Linked DNA regions of Homo sapiens: region 1 is linked to region 2. Evidence: read pairs that join two places in POLR2A ChIA-PET (ENCODE). Cell type or tissue: Panc1. All regions are shown on one strand.

Region 1 (2,500 bases), 890 kb after region 2:
CAGAGGCCGCAGTGGCTGAGTCTTCATGGCACCTGGATTCCTCCCAGGCCTCCTTTGATTTTATCTAATCCTGTAATTTTTTCTTTAATTCTGCATTTCTAGAGCTCTCTAGAAATGCAGGTCAGAAATGAAGGGCAAAGACAGTCCCAAGAAAACAACTTTCTTGGTTTTTGTTTTTTTTTTTTTCCTTGAGACAGTTTTTTGCTCTTGTCACCCAGGCTAGAGTGCAGTGACGGGATCTCAGCTTACTGTAACCTCTGCCTTCCGGGTTCAGGTGATTCTCCTGCTTCAGCCTCCCAAGTAGCTGGGATTGCAAGTGCCTGCCACCATGCCCGGCTAGTTTTCATATTTTTAGTAGAGACAGGGTTTTACCATGTTGGCTAGGCTGGTCTGAAACTCCTGACCTTAAGTGATCCGCCTGTCTCTGCCTCCAAAAGTGCTGGGATTACAGGCATGAACCACCACACCCAGCCCAAACTTTCTTGTTTTCTAAAGATTTTAGGAATTTGCAGTTCCCAATCCCATCCCCTGGCTGCCCACCTTCCCAGAGCCGATTTCTGGAACAATGTGACCTTCCGTAGCTGCTGCACAAACTTAGGCTCCCTCACCTACTGTGACCGCCCCCACAGCAGGAAAAAACCTACAGAGATGATGCAGCTCAGAGCTCTATGATATGGAAGACAGAGCATTGTTTTCTAGGGGGTTTTGGACAGCTAATAATTTACCCTGTAGAACATGTAAAATTATCCCTTGAAACCCAGCAGACAGGCCTGTCACTTCACAGAGAGCTGAGGGCAATTCCAGCAAGAATGAGTTACAGAAACTAGAAGTGGCTGTGTCATTGACCTTCCCAAAATGATATGCGGAAGAGGCAGCTGGGGCCTCTTCCATCACAGCCCTGAATCACCAGGGCAGGAGGGTAGGGGAAACAGATTCTCTCTTCCTGAGACAAGAAAACATCTTCTAAATGTACCCACCTCTACTTCTAGCAAGCATTCCTTGTTAGATAGAATCCTCTTTCGGGGAGGGGAATAAAGGAGAAAGTGTCTTTTTTGTTGTTGTTGTTCTTTCTTAGGAGAAAGTGTCTTAAGAAAGCAATTCCCCACCCCCTGCCTGAGAGTTCCAGGCTCCTAGTTCCTTCCTTGGTCTATTTGCTGCGTAATGTACTTGGCCCTGGGCCCTGAAGCCTATTGGTGGATCCTCCCGAAAGGCCTGGCTGTGGCAGCCCAGCTGTAGCACTGTGGGCTGTAGGAGGACAGATTGACATCGAGGGGCACAACTGGGCTGTCCCCCATGCCTTCCTGGGGGCTGCGTCTGTAGAACCGTCTATCCACTCCATGTGCATCTTTATTTTCTGTAACGTGTATTGAGTGCTGTGCCTCACAACAGCCCTGTGGGGGAGGTGGTGTTGCTTTCCCCTTAGACGGATGAGGAAACTGAGGCAAAGAGCTGTCATTTGCCAGATCACTAGAGCCTGGCACACAGTAGAAGCTCCATGTGTGTCTACTGAGTAATGACTCAATGAATACATTGGAATAGTATCTTTTTTGGAATTTATAACACACACACACACACACACACACACAACCAGAATACTGAAAAGCTCCCACAGGAACAGATCATTCCACAGGAACAGATCATTCCACAGGAACAGAACGGATTTAGACTTGACGTAAATTCGAATGCCCATCAGGATGGAGTGGAATGGGACTGAGCTAGCTGTACTGCGTGGGAAACTGGGAACTGCTTTGCTCTGGAGGTCTGTTCAGAACTTCTGAACCAACTGCCATCCACAGAGACAGGGGAGAAAACCCAGAGGCCACCTGTGGTTTCCATGCAGCTCTGATGGAGCATTCACCCCTCTACCTCCTACCCGCCCCCTGCCCAGTGCAGGGTAGTGAGCCCGGCTCAGCCCTTGCTGTCCTTGCCCCATGATGAGTCACCGCGGGAGACGCCTGCTGAGTGAACCTTCCCAAGTGGCCTGAAGGAACAATGAAGCTCTCAGGGAGTCGCAGCCGCGTTCTTGTGTCCCTGATCTTTTCAGTCATGCTTCAGGTCCCTGGCAGATGTTTGTATTGGCCTGGCACACCCAGCATGAAGCTGATTAAACATCCTCCATGAGCATGCTCACACACACACACACACACACACACGTATATTCATTCTTCCTCATGCAAGTGTGGCCCACATCCCACAGACACACATCTCCTGGGACAAGGGGGTAGCGGCCACAAGGTTTCAGGCACTTTGTCGGGGTGTGTTTCTCAACAATGCCGGATTAAAACAGAAGCCCGCAGAATGACAGGGCCTTCTCCTGAACTGGTAATAGTGGATCAGAGCCACCCAGTGTTTGAGTGGAATAAACCTCTAGGTAGCAAGTTCCCATTCCCACAGGTATCCTCTGGAAGCTGGGTGACCTTCCTAGGGTTCCGCAGTATCCCTGCATTGCGAAGAAGCTGGTCAAGAAAACTTGAGATTTTTCTTCCAATCCTGAAAATCC
Region 2 (2,500 bases):
CCAGGCTGGAGTGCAGTGGCGTGATCTCGGCTCACTGCAAGCTCCGCCTCCTGGGTTCCCGCCATTCTCCTGCCTCAGCCGCCCAAGTAGCTGGGACTACAGGCCCCAGTCACCACGCCCTGCTAATTTTTTTTGTATTTTTAGTAGAGACGGGATTTCACCATGTTAGCCAGGATGGTCTCGATCTCCTGACCTCGTGATCCGCCCGCCTCGACCTCCCAAAGTGCTGGGATTACAGGCATGAGCCACCGCGCCCGGCCATTTTTTCTTTTTTTTAAGAGATGAGGTCACACTATGTTGACCAGACTGGTCTCGAACTCCTGGTCTCAAGAGATCCTCCCATCTTGGCCTCCCAAAGTACTGGAATTACAGGCGTGAGCCACTACACCCAGCCAATAGGGGACTACTTTAAAACATTATGGTTTAGCTATACAATGAACAACGTTATTAAACAAAAACAAGTTTAAGGAGTCAGGCAATATGATTCAGAGAAACTGCTCCCGGTATAGTGCAACTAAAATGCCGGAGAAGGCCAGGCACGGTGGCTCACGCCTGTAATCCCAGTACTTTGGGAGGCCGAGGTGGGCAGATCACCTGAGGTCGGGAGTTTGAGACCAGCCTGACCAACATGGAGAAACCCCGTCTCTACTAAAAATACAAAATTAGCTGGGCGTGGTGGCGCATGCCTGTAACTCCAGCTACCTGGGAGACTGAGGCAGGAGAATCGCTTGAACCCAGGAGGTGGAGGTTGTGGTGAGCTGAGATCACAGCATTGCACTCCAGCCTGGGCAACAAGAGCAAAACTCCATCTCAAAAAAAATGCTAGGGAACATATAAAAACATCTTTCTTTCCAGCACTTTGGGAGGCCAAGGCAGGTGGATCACGAGGTCAGGAAATTGAGACCATCCTGGCTAACACGGTGAAACCCCGTCTCTACTAAACAAAATACAGAATATTAGCCGGGCGCCTGGTGGTGGCGGGCGCCTGTAGTCCCAGCTTCTCGGGAGGCTGAGGCAGGAGAATGGCGTCAACCCGGGAGGCGGAGCTTGCAGTGAGCCCAGATCGCGCCGTTGCACTCCAGCCTGGGAGACAGAGCGAGACTAAGTTTCAAAAAAAAAACAAAAACAAAAAACAAAAAAAAAACACTTTCTGACGAATGGTTAAATAGGAAAAGTAAGAGAAATTCTTACTTTTTAAACTTTTTTTCATAGAAAGCTTTGAATCCACAGAAAGATAGAATAGCACAATGAACACTCGTAAACCCACAACCTAGGTGGCAATTGTTGATATTTTGCAACATTTTTCCATCTATATGAAAAAACATAATAATACATAATTACATATAAAGTACATATAATATATAAAGTAAAAACCAAGTATCATGATATTTCAACCCTAATTACTTCCCATACATGCTGAATAGTTTCCTCTTAAATTACCAATGTTCAGAGTTAAGAGTTGGTGTGATGCAGCCAACCGCTTCCAGCAGTGGCAAAGAGGGTTGGTTTTTATTTTGTCTTGTTTTTGCTTGTTTGGTTTTTATTTCTATTATTATTATTATTATTTTTTGAGACAGAGTCTAGCTCTGTAGCCAGGCTGGAGTGCAGTGGTGCAATCTCTGCTCACTGCAACCTCCCCCTCCCAGGTTCAAGCAATTCTCCTGCCTCAGCTTCCTGAGTAGCTGGGATTACAGGCACGTATGTGCTGCCACGCCTGGCTAACTTTTGTATTTTTAGTAGAGACGGGGTATCACCATGTTGGCCAGGATTGTCTTGATCTCCTCACCTCGTGACCCGCCCACTCAGCAAGTTACTGCATTGTTCATCGACAATACTTGGCCATCAAGAATGTTCACAAAATACTACAAATCAATGAATGTTTTCCCACGTTGTTATTAGGTTGAATCATGGGAAATAGACATTTTGTGGGTTAGAAAGCAACTTGATGAAGAGCATCCACAAAAAAACTACAGCTAACTATATACTTTATAGCGACAAACTTGAAGCTTTTCTGGTAAGATCAGGGACAAGGCAAGAATGTCCCCTCTCACCACTGCTTTTCAACATCCTACTGGAAGTTTTAGCCAACACAATAAGTTAATAAAAGGAAATAAAAGGCATACAGATGGGGAAAGAAGAAATAAAACTGTCTTTGTTTGCTAATGACATAATTTCCTAGGTAGAAAACCTGAAAGAATCAAAAAAGCTTTGGAAATAATAAGCAATTATACCAAGGCTGGAGGATACAGGTTAATATTCAAAAGTCAATCTTTTTTTTTTTTTTTTTTTTTTTTTGAGACAGAGTTTTGCTCTTGTTGCCCAGGCTGGAGTGCAATGGCGCGATCTTGGCTCACCGCAACCTCCGCCTCCTGCATTCAAGCGATTCTCCTACCTCAGCCTCCCGAGTAGCTGAGATTACAGGCATGCGCCACCACGCCCAGCTAATTTTTTTGTATTTTTAGTAGAGACGGGGTTTCTCCATGTTGGTCAGGCTGGTCTC

Evidence for each region. ChIA-PET counts read pairs that join two places held together with the same protein. Peaks named below come from ENCODE experiments on the same cell type or tissue, not always from the same donor. Only the 100,000 strongest peaks of a DNase experiment are listed, where the experiment ranks them.
Region 1: POLR2A ChIA-PET joins it to region 2 with 9 read pairs; 2 of 35 experiments call an interaction of 5 or more read pairs at or near these places.

The regions. Positions count from the first base shown.
Region 1 is chr11:65,491,447-65,493,946 of GRCh38, reverse strand. No RefSeq gene overlaps it. Among named protein-coding and RNA genes, the nearest start is that of LINC02736, 4.6 kb to the right of the region's middle. RefSeq lists a cis regulatory region at 1-56, enhancers at 1-89, 335-464, 1-467, 468-978, 1,815-2,109 and silencers at 1-89, 1,784-2,285. In Panc1, no CTCF peak of the experiment used is centred here; no DNase peak of the experiment used is centred here; H3K27ac peaks cover 2,500 bases.
Region 2 is chr11:66,379,704-66,382,203 of GRCh38, reverse strand. No RefSeq gene overlaps it. Among named protein-coding and RNA genes, the nearest start is that of SLC29A2, 9.2 kb to the right of the region's middle. In Panc1, no CTCF peak of the experiment used is centred here; no DNase peak of the experiment used is centred here.